Linked DNA regions of Mus musculus: region 2 is linked to region 1. The links are chromatin loops, found by intact Hi-C in ENCODE. Cell type or tissue: left cerebral cortex. All regions are shown on one strand. Each heading gives the region's core, and the rest is flanking DNA. Links, peaks and the distances in the headings are about the cores only.

Region 1 (8,165 bases), core at 2,066-7,065:
CTACTCTTTTATTCACAGACAGATTGAAATGTTTTTGTGTTTTGTTTGAGGGAGGTGTTTGTATTGGCAGAGTTATGTTCCAGTTTGTAACTACACTAAATAAGTGCCCAAGAAGCTAAGGCAGGCTTAAAGATGGGAGGGATGGCCTTCAAAGAGCACTAAAGAGCAGGGTGGTACATACCTGTGAACAGTAAACTGAGGCCAGAGTGGAAACCTTAATACTCACCTGAGCTACTCAGCGAGACGTTGTCTCAACAGCAACAACAACAAAACAAACAATAAACAAAATTTTAAAACAATGAAAAATATTTGGAGACATTTCTTTTAGCAACCCTACCTCCTCCTCCTCCTCCTCCTCCTTCTCCTTCTCCTCCTCCACCACCACCTCCTCCATCTCCTCCTCTTCTTATTTGAGACATGTTCTTAGATTCCTATGCAGCTTATGCTGACCTCAAATTCATGAAGTCAAAGATGGCCTTACCTCCATATGTGATTCCTGTCATATGGGTACCACCTCGTCAGTGTGAGATTATGGGCAGCATTGCTGTACTGAACCTAGGGCTTCCAGCATGCTATGAAAACATTTTCTCAAATGAGCTACATTCCCAGCCTTACCTTGCATCTTGATTCTCTCACTAAGGCAAGAATTGTTAAACTTTAAAGTTTTGAGTGGTGGTGGTGGTGGTGGTAGTGGTGGTGGTGGTGGTGGTGGTGTGGACAAAGTGCTTTCTACATAGCCCCAGTTGTCCTAGACCTTCCTATGTAAACCAGGATGGCCTTGAACTCACAGAGCTCTGCCTGTCCAGGTGCTGGGATTAAAGGCATGCACCATCACTCCCAGCCAAAGATTATTTTTAAAGACTCGTTTTGACAAAAGTAGATAAACTGGGAAATTAAAGCGGCATCCCCACAGTTGGGGGTTGTTAGTGGGAAGGCTGTTTCTAGGACCCTGTGCTCCTGACTACTACACTAAACATGCCCAAGAATGTCATCTTTTTAACTTTCCAAGAAAAAAAAAAGAGCATGTTTACTTTTATCCTCTTTCATACATAAGTCTCCTAGGAATACATTTCAGGAAGCAGAACTCTGAAAATAAGAGGTACATATGGAGTTCAGAAAAGACGCCTGAAGGCTTACAAAACCGAACAAACTCCCCCACTATGCTGAGGTGAAGTTGGCTACTTCCTACCCGGCTCCCAGTGTAAGGTGGGTCTGGATTCTTTCTGGCTGGCCAGCTGCCTAAGAACTACCCAAGTCTCACTTAACAGCTACCCCAGTGGGACCTGGTAACTATTCCGACCTCAGTGGTCTATTGGAGGACAGGGTAAGGAGAATTCTGATGAGGGAAGGGAAGAGGGAAAAAAATGAAAAATTGAATAGATGACTGGTGCCCACCACGTTTAATGTGCATACAGATTATATGGGGTGTAAATGTGCAGGTTTTGATGAACTAGGCTAGGAAAGGGACATAAATTTTGCATTCTTATGGAGCAGCTGGATACTGAATATTGGCAACAGCAGCTGGTTCAGAGACCACAGCGTTAGGCAACGTAGTTTAAATGAGGGAAGAAACTAAGCTAGTGCTTTCTCTTTTTACTTCCACTGACCTTCTCTTGTATCCCCAAAGCAATTCTCAAAATGCTTCCACAAGGTCGCAAATAGGTGACTGTGGACAAGATCGTACTGATGTGCTGGTTTTGTTTCTCGCCTTTCTTACACACCCTTCCCGCCTTCCGCCCTGCACAGCTCCCAGACTCCACCGGGTCGACTCATTTCGCCACCTTTCTAGCCTGCTCTCCAGCTGTTCTTGTGTCTTCTGCGGCGACCCCCTCCCGTGGCTTGCCTGGGCGCAGGGACTTTCCCTCTCAGCCAAGCTCCTGGCCTACTGCCTGGCTCTCTCCAGAGCCCCACCGCCTCCTGTTCCTACTTGTGGCCTCAATGGCACTGCCAGGACGACGTCCGAGGGGTCGTCTACTGAAGCTGGCAAGTCCGAATTCGGAGCCCAGAGGAGAGGACGCCTGTACTGAAAAGAGTTCACCCGAGTCCGTGAGTACTGGGAACTCCACTAAACCCACCCTCGGCTTCTGGAGGCCCCAGCCTTTCCCACTCGCTCTAATCCTGATTGACCCAGCCCACCCGGGCTGGCCTGGATACTGAAAGATTGGCACAGCGCTGGGCACACTGGAGGAAAGGGCACCTGAGGCTCCCGGACACTCCCACCTCCACCGAGGCATTAGAGCTACTTTCTCCCAAGCGATCTGTTCTGTTTCTACCATCCTAGGAAGCAAGAGGAAGCCCTCTGACGCCTCCGAAGATCTTTTCCAACTGTAGTTGCAGCTTCCCCTCGAGCCTCCCCAAGCATCCCCGCACTTTGTAACCGCTCGCAGCCGCGTTCATGCCCCCACTCCTCTTCCCAGGAAGAGGGAGGAAATGACGTGATGTTATTTTTGTGTCAGGTCACTTTGCTGCTTGAGTTTAGCCCTCCGAGCTCAGGCGCACTGCCCCAGGGGTTCACTTCAAGGGTTACTTCGCTAGCTGCGGCGACCCGGGCGAGGGGCATCCTCAGAGGTAGGCGCCAGGTTCTGCAAATGCCCGGGGCTTCCCCTCCCACCGCCTGAGTCGCAAAAGAAAGGGAGACTGCCGAGGGACTGAGAGAGACCGGAGTCCCGGCTTAGGCTTTCTTACATACACTCCACCCTGCCATCCCAATCGCCAGGTGGGGCCATCCGACTCTGGCTGGCTGGCCGGAACTGAGTAGGACCACTGTTTAGAGTGGGAGAACAGATCTCTTAGAAAGGCTATACAAAGAGAGTTGGGGGCGGATGTTAGTGGCGCTGAGGTCAAAGGGTTCAGTGGGGATTGTCCAGCAGGGGCGGGCAGTTCACAGGCGCGAGACCCGGGGTACAAAGCACCAGCTCCTCTCGCGACCTTTCCCCGTACCCCCAAGCATCTCTTCATTCACAAGGCCCCAGTACTCATTCACAAACTCTGGATCGCCCCCACCCCACGGCGTCCCCCGCAAGCTAAGGCCAGGGGATAAAGAGAAAGGGCCTTACAGGCACCCTCAAAGCTCGCTCCCGCCGCACCCATTATTTCGTTGCGATTATAAGAGAGGAGCCAGGACCGGGGCTCCGCTCGCCCGATTTGGGACTAGGGAGTACCCCCAGCCTCCGAGTGCTGCGTGCTGCCGCCAGAAGGAGGCGAGCCAGGGGATTGCCCTGCCCCAGGAAAGCGAGCGAGCGCCGGGGCGGAGAGGAGTCAGAGAAGGGAAAGGAGGAGGAAGAGAGAAGAGCTCCGGAGCTTAGACCCAGAAACGCAGGAAAGGGCGGGTGGCAGAGAGCCAGCGCGGGCGGAGTAGGAACCGCTCTGACTAGTGTAAGAAAACTAAGGCACACTCTGGACGCATGCGCACGGCCAACGGAGGCCCGAGGGCCAGAGCTTCCCCTTCGGCTAGCCCAGCGGACCCTGGCCTGGTAAGTACCTGGCGTCCTCCTCGTCTTCCTCTCTGACTCCCTGCCCCCCCCCCCCCCCGAAGCCCTGGACCTGGCAGTAGAAGGAGCTCGAGGAACCTGGGACGCCAGTCTCTCCTTGCCCGGTGGTGCAATCCCTGGCTGGTCATCGCCCTTAGGGTTAGTCAGTTGAGGCGAGTGGGTTGTGAGTTCGGAACATCTCATTGTCTGAGGGAAGGCTCCGAACCATTGTGATCGGTTATTATCAGACCCACCAAGCAGGTGGTCCGGACTCTGAGACTCAGCGAGGGACGAAAAATGCCATTAAGGTCTAAAGTGCACATCAGACATGCCAAGCATTTGGGAGAGCCCAAGCGAGTGGAAGAGTCTCGGCTCTCTCTCAGTTGGGGGAAGGATGCGCCTCGGTCTGAGGACCCGGGGCGGGCAATTTGAGCGCAGGTTGAGGAGGTGACACTCCCGGAACGCACTACCTCCCTTTCAGAGAAGCGCATCACAGGCCGGCTGGCGGAGCTGAGCTTCAAGTAGGCGCTCAGACCGCGCCCGGAGCGCTGCGGGCAGCAACACCAGACAACTGAGTAGACCGAACAGTCACTTAAGGGAGAGAGGGTGGGGATTGTCCTTATCGGGCCTGGGAGCTAGATTTCCCACACTCGGGGGGCTCGGGAGGTTGGAACCCGAGGACGTGCCGAGGCTGCAGCGACTGAAGGTTCGGGTAGGAAGCAGAGAGGCTGCGCGGAGGTGAGCGATGGGGAGTCGGGTCTTTGTATGATGGTGCCCTCAGACTTGGGGAAACTGGGCTGGCAAGGAGCCTAAAGGGAGACAGCTCCCTGGGACAAGGGTGTGCTCTTTCGGAGATCTGTGGCTAACCCCACCTACTGCTTCAGGGGAGTGGGTAAGGGAGAGGCCTCGGAAGCGGCACACGCGGGGGTGGGGTGGGTGTTTGGGGAGACGTTTCAATGCGCTGAAGGATTTCCACACTTAGGGAGTGGGCGACCGAAGGTGGGCGTTGGGGAGGGTACAGGCGCTGCGACCGCGCAGGTCTGAAGGTGTGAAGGTGGAGCGCGGGAGAGGTGGGCTCTCTGGGGCTGGGCTGGGTCAGGATCTTCCTCGAGTCCATAAGCAGCAAGCAAAACCTGGGCAAGAAGAGCTAGCTAGCCACACTCACACAACTGCTGATGGACGTGGGGCTAAAGCGGGCAAGGGGGTTCTGGCCATAGCAACTGCTGCCTCTGCGCCCTCAGGTGGAGAACAGAGCCACAGCGTGAAGAAAGTGGTGGTGCAGGAGGGTTTCTGTCCTGAGAGTGCTGGAAAGGAAATCCTCTCCAGAGACTGTGTTCTAGGCCACCCTCTTGTGGGTTTCCAAGACTTCACAGCCAGATAGCTGGCTGAATGGCCTTGGCGCCCACTCGCCACTGCAGGTTAATACAGCACAATTTCTGGGCTCGTGCTATGTAAAAACTAGTCAAATCGTTGAACAGACAGACGGCTCATGGGTTAAACGAATGTACTCTCAACAACCTGTAGCCTTAGTTCTAGGGGATCCAGTCTCCTCTTCTTGCTTCAGCAGGCACTTGGCATACTTGTAGTGTTCCCACATATATGCAGGCACTCATGCATAGATATAAAATTTGTAAATAAAAAATCTGTTCCTACTGTTATTATATTGATGCAACATGGGCCTAGTGGAGTTCAAAATCTAAAGACATTATGAACATATAAGTATGGATGCATCACTAGCCCCAGCTCTCCCAAGGCTAGGGAAGGAAAATATAGAACTTGAGATCAAGTGAGCTACATATTGTCATTCTTTCTCAAAAAAAAAAAAGGAATATAAAGATCAATAGCATGATGCCTGTTTTCATATGCTATAAACAATATGTTTACACACTAAAAAGGGTTTTGGTATCAAAAGCATGAAGCAGTAAATGTTTTCTCTCAATTCCTAAATTTAAATACAATTCATTTCTCTATCCCTGGACCCTTTGTGGATAAATAAGAGATATTTGCATATAAGCATCTAACATAATTTGAAGAGAACTTTTCTCTTTAAAAAGAGTTGGATTTGGTGAGATGTTACAACAGGTAAAGCACTTAGTGTGCAAGCCTGAGGACCTAAATTTAAATCCAGGCACCCAAAAGCACATGTAAATGTGGAAGGAAAGAACTGACTGCACAAACCTGTCCTCTGACCTCCTTGTGAACCATGTCTTCACCACCCCTCCAATACACCACACACAAAAACAACCAAGCAAACAAACAAGATCCCAATAGTAATGATTAAGTGCTTTAAAGAGTTGGGTTTATGGGGGCTAGATATATATTTCAGTTGATAGAGCACTTGTCTAAATGCACAAAGCCCCAGGTTCCAGCCCCAGCGCTGTGTAAACTTCTGTTGTGTCCATGAAGGTAATCCCAACACACAAGAGGATCGGAAGCTCAAGCCATTCTCCCTCACATAGCAAATTCAGAGCCAGGCTAGGCTACATGAGACCTTGTCTCAGACAATCAGGAAAAGAGTTCCTTTTGTTGACCAAATATACATTTAAAGAATTACACATTAAATCATGGCATTTATAAAATAGCCAATATAAATACTGAAGTGAGGTATTTGATCTTTTATTTAAGAAACATTTTGAAGAATACTAAACAATTCACCCCAAAAGCTATCTATCATATAAAATATAGGATGATTATGATTACTTCTTCGACCTTCTTCATTTTACAAATGAGGAAACATTCAGAGAGTTTAGGATTTCAACTAGTGAGCGGCTGAAGGAAGACTAGAATTCTGGCTCTTTCCTCATAGCTCTGACAAACTACACTGAGAATCTGTGATCCCTTTCACAGCCGTGAGGCTAGGATATGCATAGAAGGATGAAATATACAGTATGTGTTAGCTTCAACACTGAGAAACACAAGGTTTCGTTGCCATGGTACTTGGCATTATAAAGACATGACCACAAAGGTGTTAGGACTAGCAGAGAATTAAGGTCCCATGAGGGGGTGCATTCAGTTGCATATTCTACTAATACCTTTGAGAAATTTTATATTAGAAATCATTTTCAAGCTTCTCTTACATTTTAAAAATCTCTTTCCTGCTTGCCTGAAGGTCATTCCCATGAGAAGGCCTTCTAGGAAAGCTTTTTAAAATCACACAGGTGATTTTTATTCTTTCAAATTTTATGGACTGGCAAGTTAAATAGAAAATCTTGCCTATTTGAATAAAGGAACTTAGCTAGGGATGTCACATTCCAGTTCTTAAAATCTTACTGTATATCTTACTTGAATATTCAAGTCTATCTTTCTATGGAACCATACTCACTGTATATGAGGAAGATGTGGAGGACAGCTTAAAGGAGCCACCCTCACAGGAACAGCTGAGGAAATAATGTCTTCCCTTACAGAGCTATCTTAAGGAGCAGGGTGTTTGTGGGGAAAGTACTCTAGAATTGTGCTGCCTCCTTGAAGTAGGAGAGCATGGTTTTCTCTTGTATGTAAGCCGAATATCTATGTTCCCCTTGATTTTGTGTCTCAGGGGGCCTTTATGTTCTTAGAAATATTGGGCATTTAGCAGGGAGTAACTTTCTAGACTAATCCCAAGCCAGTTCCACAGACAGAAATTTTGAAATGACACGTGTCAGTCAAGTCAGGTCGCAGCGCGATTATTGTGTGAATCACTGTCCAAGTAGAAATCTGGAGGATGGTTTTTAGGGCACCACCAAGTGACTCACAATGTGAGCTTCTATTCAAATAAGCACAGTGTCATTCAACAGCTAATAGATTCATTGTGAGTCACAGTTTAGCATTCAGTACAATAAGAGTGTGAGTCACTGACTACCAGCAGTTGTCTGAGATGTTCCCTGAATGTTACCTTGAGTTGAGAGTTTGAGGGTTTAGACATAGCTACAGGAGTTCTAGCACAATTGAATGGGCTCTAGCAGAGACCATTCATAATCAACTCTGATGGCCTTCCAGATGGAATATGTTCAAAATGATATTCCATTATTAGGAATTTGGGAAACAGAGTACCTTGGTTCTAGTCTGCTGGTTTGATACTATTTGTACTGGGGATCATTTGTGAACATAAGTAAGGTGCCACATTATTATAAGCAGTATTGCTTCATATGAGTTATCTCCCAAGTTATTAAAGCCAGCTAACCATCCTGATTTGTAGTCATAAATTTAACTCTAAATTGTAAAATCCATTCAAATCCATGTTTCTATATGTATTTAAGACTAAGGCATCTGGTGCAAAATTACAATTTGACCTGATGAGGAGCTGGGTGGTGTCCTGTACTTCTCTGTCTAACAGTGAAGAAGTGAAGGCCTGGGATCTGGCTTGTGTTTTCCTTATGCTCTAGAGTGAACAGCTCAGAGTTAGATCACACATCTATAACAAGGATAACACGTGGCTGGCACTGATGTGTGTGTGTGTGTGTGTGTGTGTGTGTGTGTGTGTGTGTGTGGTGAATCTACATGTACTTTCATGCTTGGGATGAACACACAAGGCCTCAGATATCCATCTGTGATCATCACTAAACTACACCCCAGATTCAAATATAAAACACATGTAACTCCTTTAGGGCTATTTGACCAGATTGAAAGACAATAGAAATAATCATGTTCCATTCTGACCCTATAAAGGATTGGTGACTGATTGTGGGGTGATTGTGAGATTTAATGAACTAGAAGATT
Region 2 (8,165 bases), core at 1,712-6,711, 230 kb after region 1:
TCTTCATACACTCCAGAAGAAGGAGTCAGACCTCATTACGGATGGTTGTGAGCCACCATGTGGTTGCTGGGATTTGAACTCCGAACCTTTGGAAGAGCAGTCAGAGCTCTTAACCGCGGAGCCATCTCTCCAGCCCCTTGTTTTCTTTTATTGTTGAAATAAATGTTTTATTACTACAGGTGCTCCTTAACTACTTAAAAAAGAAATTAGACTAATTCCTAAACCATGTGTGTATAAAATAAATACTAATGGAGAGCTTATAGAAATTTTTTATCATCATCACAAAGCTAAAAGATTGCTGCTTTATTCACCACACCCCTTTACTTTACCTTTTTAATGACATAGATTAAACTCTTCTACTAGTGAAAGAACCTAGTGGGGAAACCCCCACTCAATTCCCGATTCGGCGTGCACCCAAAAATCACAAAAGATGACCATCTTGATGTAAAAACACGAGGTAGTTTAATGGCGGAGCTCCGGGTCTAACCGTATCTCATGCAGGAGACAGTGGTTTTGAACCCTGAGGCTTGGAAGATAGGGGGTTTTATAGAAAAGGGGCGGGGCTGGGGAGGAATTGGCACAGTTTCACATGATTGGTCCATTTAAACATTAGCAGACTGTCAGAAGGGCGGGAGATAGGGAGGCGCCGGGCCAGTCCGGCATGTCATTCTCTTTATCTTTATGGCTAAGCAGCCTCAGGAATGTCTCAATGACGGGCTTACCCGGGCATGTTCTGGCCTGTTCTGCTATGTTCTCAGTCTGAGGTTTCAAAGCTCACAAACAACTCTTTGGGCTATTTGACATAAATTACATGAATCACAGGTCTCAAGTTTTATTTCCTTTCACTACATCCACTCCAGTAGTGACAAGCGCACAGACCCTGAAAACCTGGGCGCTGTCCTGAGGCGAAAAGTTCATGGAAACTTAGTCTCCTGGAATAATGACATCCTGTAAAGAGAATGCTCCAGTGTCCTTGCTTTAGTTGGTAAACAGATCTGTGTGCTTTCCCTTAATATTGCTTTATTACAAGTGCTCCTAAGGATTGATATTTTGACATATAGGTAACTTAGATTCTAGGCAGTCCTTGATCTGACCTTGGGAATGGATAGCTAAGTCACTGCCCTACACAGGAATTTACCATTATCTAGGAAAAAGGAACCAGAGTAGATACTTAGAACTATAGATAGCTGAGTTACACCCATACACAAGTATTTACAATGGCCTAGGGGGAAGGTGGACTATACAATAGACTAGAGTAGGAACTATGGCAAGGCCACAAAGCCCTTGCCCCTGGCTTCTAAAATTAAGTGGACCTTAGATGGAGCTGTTTTTGATCCCAGTTGTTTGTTTTTTTTTTTTTTTTTTTTTTCGAGACAGGGTTTCTCTGTGTAGTCCTGGCTGTCCTGGAACTCACTTTGTAGACCAGGCTGACCTCGAACTCAGAAATCTGCCTGCCTCTGCCTTTGATCCCAGTTGTTAACATTGAATTTTATCCCAGTTGGTTCCTGCCAGTCCTTCTGTGTTTGCATTCCTGTTTTTTGTAAGAATCCAGTAGCCTCTTTGTACCTTGCAGGTGTGTCACACAACTTCCCTATTTTCTTCTGTATAAAAAGTTTGATGCTCAATTTGACAAATTACATTCAGATCCACACTCCCTTGTGTAGAGTCTGTCAATTCCTGCCAACTCCTTGTCCACCTGCAACCAGAGACCTGTTCCACACAGACAGTGACCAAAGAGAGTCTGTGGCACTCTTCAATTCATTCTCATAGTTTTCTATGCTTACTATGTTGCATATGGGACAAACAGCATACAATTGGCTACAGACCATTTCCACTATGACTGATTAATATTAGTGACATCACATAAACCATACAATAAAGAAAATGTATCCTTACAAGAAATGCAACACAGTATTTTGGCTTTCCTCAATTTCATTGGCTTGCATAGATAAAAAGGGGACATGTGGGGAGCACTTCCAGAGTTAATGTTGGCTGAGTTCTTGCTTGTAATTAATCATGAATGAGTCTGCTAACATGCTTTTGCTTTTAGTTAAGACATGCATTATATCCTGCCAAGTTCCTCTGCTTTTACATATGTCCTTGAGAGACTGTCCAAGCCTGAAGGAAATGGCCTTAGTCAAACATGGATAGTGTGTACCATACACTTATCACATAAATGTTCATGTTCATTGTTTAACTTCCTGGAATTGGTCATGCTTTCTGTTGCTAGCCTTTAAAAGACACTGAGAAAGTAAACTTGCTGCTAGTGGTGGTATTGACCTGTAGCCCTCCCATATCTGTCTCTTCCATCTTCTTTTTGCCTTTCCTATAATCATCCTCATACCCCAAGTCGTGGTTTCCATGTTGAATGACCAGCAGGCTCTGGCCCCAGGCCCAAATCCATGGTTTTGAGTAGCTCACCCCGATATCTACCTTATGTGTAACCTGTTGGAACATGTGAAAGGGCTAGCTAGTCCTGCTGATCCAGAGCTGCAGGATCTCAGTGACCTAGGACAATAGCAGGATAACCGAATAGAGTCCCTGTGAGGATCCAATATTGGTGTAGCAGAAGCCAGAGACCTAGAACCAGACCAATGACTCATTGCAATGTACATTTGCAAGTAATAATGTATGGACAAAAGGGTATACTGTAGGACACACTGTGACACACGACAGCTTCACGATGAGGTTTCCTAAACTTTATTTTTATTTTGGGGGGGGGGGGGTTTGCAAGGGCAAAAAGGACGGAGGGATTGTGGATCTGGAGTGTATGATGTGAAATTCACAATGAATCAATAAAATAAAAATAAAGGTTTATTTGAGTTAGAAACAGCTGCTTATTAAATTGTCTCACCTTCACTATATAACTGATAGAGCTTGGTAGGAGCAATTCTCCAGCAAGACAGTGGAACGGAAAAAGAATATAAAAATGAACACATTGTTTTCTATATTACTTGTATTAAGACAAGTTTTAAAAATCATTTAATTTGGAGAGTTAAATATATGTTTGGCAGTTTAAGTTCATTAGCTTTGAATCCTATCTATACCATCTGCTGTGACAGCTGGGTCGATCTGATAGGCATAAAACCACACCTCGCTTCTAGCGTGGTTGTTTATATGAATCTAGTAAGGCTAACTTTAACTCAGTTTCTGGCATACCCCAGGAGCTAAGTATGCCCCACCCCCCATCGTTAACTGCAAGGCACGCTATTAGGTTGAACCTAATTAGACAATTAATTCTAGAGCCAGGCACTGTAACAGTTGAATTACCAGAGTCTCAAAGCTTGAACCTGTTCACATCATTTTGGATTACTTTTCGCTTCATGAGGCCCCACTTTTACCGTACAGCGTGTTCAGTCATTACAGGGCAGAAGAGAACAGTTTTCGTTCACAAAATGGTACCAAAGCCAGAGGATAAAGCATGATCTCACAAAAGTTGATGCAGTTCCCCGAAGTAAAAAGACATCAAGCCTGGAAGCTGGAAGACATAGCCTACCGACGCGGATGCGGTCGCTCTGCAGCACGACAGGGGCGGGGCAGTACGGCCGCTGCAGCGCGACAGGGGCCGGGCGGAGCCGTAAAGCAACGCGGAGTCTACGCCGCTTCCTGGGCGCCCTTGAAGCACCGCGGGTCATGGCTGGCACGGCGCGCGGCTGCGGGACCAGCCTGGACCTGCTGCGGTCCTTGCCGAGAGTGAGCCTGGCCAACCTGAAGCCCAGTCCTAACTCCAGAAAACGGGTAAACGCTTGGCGGCGGTGCGGGGAGTGCAGGGGCCGCGTCACTCTGGCGATGGACGCGTGCGGGCGCCTGGCTCCCTTCCGCGTGCGCCCAGTGTTAAGGATGCTAAGCAGGCGGAGGGTACACACTCGGGAACTGCAGACGATTCATCCAAAATTGCGTTTAAACTGAACTGCTTAGCAAGTGCCTATCGTCGTTATAAAAATCCCAGTGTTTTTTCTACATTCCAGCTGGCCAATGTGCAACCCAGGGTGCAACTAGAAAACTGTTGTGGGTCGGCTGCTCGGCTTTTACAGTAACTTAATATACGGCTTTTTTTTTAGGGGGGGGGGCGGTTGACAAAGTCAATTAAGGGAAAGATGTTACGGAGTTAGAGAACACCGAAAGACTACCCGACTCTATCCAGTTGTAATTAGCCAATTTTTTAATGTTATAGTGCAGCCAACCACAATTCCCCTTAGGCCCAGGTTAAAGGGGTAGAAGGTGGAGGGCTTTGAAAGGTCGCAATTACTTTATTTCTGGGGAACTTACAGCTACATGAGGAACTTTACCGAAGCAATTAATCATTTCACATCAGTTTTACAATTCTGTGGAGGGGGACAAGTTGCCAGGAGCTTATCTTTTAGGAATTTAGGAAATTAGAATGTGTCCCTAGCAAAAATTGGAGTTTTCCTTAGCCATATGTGATCTAATTACATATTTACGATTAATTTAAAAATAAAACATTTAATGTCACTCAAGCCTCGTTTTGGCTGTTTAGTTCTAGGATTTTCTTTTTCCGTTCCAGCTGCTTTTTCCTGAAGACTAAATTTAGGCCCTTAGCTTGTTTGTTCAAGCACACTATACCACTGAGCTGTAATCCCAAACCCTTTCCCGATGCCCTCTCACCGCCCCCCCCCCCCCCCCCCCCCAGGGTTTCTCTGTAGAGCCCTGGCTGTCCTGGAACTCACTTTTTAGACCAGGCTGGCCTCGGACTCAGAAATCCTCCTGTCCCTGCCTCTCGAGTGCTGGGATTAAAGGCATGCGCCACCACATCTGGTTCCCTTTCCCGATTTTTAAATGCTTTATTCAGAGACAGACTCTCAGAAAATTGGGGGTTGCTGGCCTTGCCCTTTTTTTGTAGCTTAGGCAGGCCTTGAACTTTGAATCCTCCTGCCTCAACCTAGCAGATAGCAATCACTACAGGGACCTAGCTTATTGTAGAGCTTGTTATTCCTGTTGGATCCCATCCCTTCCTTAGAACTTTGCCCTGTGTTTCACCTTGTATTTTGGTTACTAGGATCAGCTACATTCTGAGAGAACTATGTTGGTGGAGTATAAAGATGAGCACGCAGCTAGAGCAGGGCTTGGCACACGGTACTTTACCTCTGGTGCAATGGATAAACAGCATTAATATGGAATATGCTATGAGATGAGACAGTTTTCAGAAATGTATCTGAAGATCTTAAAACTCACTTTTTCTTGTAGGAAAGACGTCCAAGAGATCGGAGAAGAGGTAGGAAGTGTGGCAGAGGCCATAAAGGAGAAAGGCAGAGAGGAACCCGGCCAAGGCTGGGCTTTGAGGGAGGGCAGACTCCATTTTACATACGAATCCCAAAATATGGATTTAATGAAGGACATAGGTAAGGTTGTTTTTTTTTTTTTGTTTTTTGTTTTTTGTTTTTTTTAAGTACAAATCGTAATTTCCACTAAGAAGTACACAAGTAATTTGGTAGATACCTTATGTTTATTTAGGAACACACTTATGGTACTGTTGCTTTGAATAATTTTTAGTAATGTAACTTACCCTCTATTGTCTGTGTCACTGTATGACTATGCCCCCAGAAAAGCACATTTGTACAGAGTCTACTCAGACCAACAACATGCTGATGATAGTGCTTGCTGTCATAATTCCTTAGATGATTAACAATTGAAAAATGTATATGTATCTTTCCATATCTATATATATCTATATATATCTGTATCTATATTTATATATAAAAGGTAAATGTATCTTGCCATATGTATTTTTATTTCCATGTATATTACCTTTTTTTTTTTTTAAAGATTCATTTATTTATTATATGTAAGTACACTATAGCTGTCTTCAGACACTCCAGAAGAGGGCATCAGATTTCGTTACGGATGGTTGTGAGCCACCATGTGGTTGCTGGGATTTGAACTTGGAACCTTTGGAAGAGCAGTCGGTGCTCTTAACCACTGAGCCATCTCACCAGCCTGTATATTACCTTTTTAAATGGGTATATATTTGAAATATAGATATATTTAGATACATATACACAAACATCCCCATATATATTATGTATGTATGTATATATATATATATTACATTATGTATATAATATGTATGCATATATAATATGTTTATGGCACATTGTAGTGGGTACCATTTTTATTTTATGATGTTATTTTTTTAAATTTATTTACTTATTATATGTAAGTACACTGTAGCTGGCTTCAGACACTCCAGAAGAGGGCATCAGATCTCATTACAGATGGTTATGAGCCACCATGTGGTTTCTGGGGATTGAACTCAGGACCATTGGAAGAGCAGTCAGTGCTCTTAAATGCTGAGCCATCTCTCCAGCACCTTATGATATTATCTTGAATTAAACTGTGAGTTACTTGTGTCCATGAGTGAAGTAAATGTTTAGAGAGGTAAATTTTTTTTAGTGGACCAAAGGAAGCACTGGTGTTTTATTATGTGTTTGTGTTGTGCTTATAAATTTATTTTAGACCATCAGAAATTATGAAGGAAAACACTGGAAAGCGTGCTGGTTTGAAGAGGATACAGGAAGGTTACTTGGTGTTTTCTAATTATTACATTCCTGCTTTGCAGTTTCAGGCACCAGTATCAGCCTTTGAGTCTCAGGAGACTACAGTATCTCATTGATTTAGGTCGAGTTGATCCAACTCAACCTATTGACCTAACCCAGCTTGTGAATGGGAGAGGTGTGACCATCCAGCCGCTTAAGAGGGATTATGGAGTCCAGCTGGTTGAAGAGGTAACTCTAGATTGGATTTTGTATGTTTTGTTGTTTGGTACTATATACATACTTTGCCATACTCTCATTATGTACACATACCACATATATGCTTCACTGTGGACATTACCAAACTGTAGAGACACTATTTTCTTCTTTTCATACAGACCTCTAGTAAAGATTAATATTAAGTTAGGCATAGTGGGAGGTTAGAAATGAATTGCTATAGTTCTTAGTAGCCTTAAGTTATGACTATTAAATGGAGACCTTGCACCTCTTCACTTCAGGTGCACACTTTATGGCTCCTCTTTGCCATGTCGGAGCTGTCCGCATTGCTGCTGTCCTACACTGGGGCCTTCATTGAGTAAGATAAGGAGTACCTGCATAAAGTCTGAAAATGACATAATAAAGTCAGACTCGTGTCTGCGAAGGATGGGGTGGAGCAACACGAGGCCTCCACACAGTGTAAAACCTAAACAGTGCTGGAGTTGCACTTCAGCCTGTACAGGCTCTCGGTTTCCTTCCTAGCTCATAAAGACTTAGGAGTTGTGGATGGCCACCAACCAGTAACTAAAAACTGTGGAAGGTGAATCTGAAGGACTGCTTACTCAACACCTCATCTTGGGGCCTGGAGAGATGATGAGTGGTTAAGGACACTGGCTGTTCATCTAGAGAATCTGGGTTCAAGTCTCAGTATCCATATGGTACTCAAAACTGGAACTACAGTCCCACACGATGGTACTCAAAACTGGAACTACAGTCCCACACGATGGTACTCGAAACTGGAACTACAGTCCCACACGATGGTACTCAAAACTGGAACTACAGTCCCACACAATGGTACTCAAAACTGTAACTACAGTCCCACACGATGGTACTCAAAACTGGAACTACAGTCCCACACAATGGTACTCAAAACTGTAACTACAGTCCCACACGATGGTACTCAAAACTGGAACTATAGTCCCACACGATGGTACTCAAAACTGGAACTACAGTCCCACATGATGGTACTCAAAACTGGAACTACAGTCCCACATGATGGTACTCAAAACTGGAACTACAGTCCCACACGATCTTCCGTTCTTTGCTGGCCTCCACGGGGACTGTATGAACATGGTACACAGACATTCATGCAGTCAAAACACATACACATAGACTAAAAAACAAAATAAAAATAAAGTTCAAACAAACCCAAAACACTGGTTCACTCTAGCTGTGGTTTTAGACGGCTGGCATACTCTGTGAATCTGTACAGCTTTTTCCCTTTTTTTCATTTGTTTTGTTTTGTTTTGTTTTTTGTTTGTTTCACCTGTCAATATATCAGGAAATTCAATTAGATTTAAAAGACTTTTTTTTGATTTCTTTATGTATATAAGAGTTTTGTCTATATGTTTATGTGCACCATATGTACGCACAGAGTTCAAAAGAGGACATTAGAGC

What was found. A loop is a pair of places that touch in the nucleus more often than their neighbours do. Peaks named below come from ENCODE experiments on the same cell type or tissue, not always from the same donor. Only the 100,000 strongest peaks of a DNase experiment are listed, where the experiment ranks them.
Region 2: a loop joins it to region 1, with 3 times the contacts of the local background. A loop is called at or near these places in 1 of 42 quality-filtered maps.

Annotation. Positions count from the first base shown.
Region 1 is chr1:5,014,619-5,022,783 of GRCm38, reverse strand. It overlaps Rgs20 (regulator of G-protein signaling 20), which reads left to right and starts at 3,245. Exons shown (of 5, transcript NM_021374.5): 1 at 3,245-3,473. The coding sequence starts at 3,405. In left cerebral cortex, for the core only: CTCF peaks have their summits at 3,184 and 4,724 (motif pointing left); DNase peaks (open chromatin) are centred at 3,337, 3,990, 4,732, 6,922 and 2 more places; H3K4me3 peaks cover 2,997 bases; H3K27ac peaks cover 2,558 bases.
Region 2 is chr1:4,781,146-4,789,310 of GRCm38, reverse strand. It overlaps Mrpl15 (mitochondrial ribosomal protein L15), which reads left to right and starts at 3,585. Exons shown (of 5, transcript NM_001177658.1): 1 at 3,585-3,738; 2 at 5,206-5,360; 3 at 6,578-6,743. The coding sequence starts at 3,634. In left cerebral cortex, for the core only: CTCF peaks have their summits at 3,440 and 3,646; a DNase peak (open chromatin) is centred at 3,558; H3K4me3 peaks cover 2,028 bases; H3K27ac peaks cover 1,105 bases.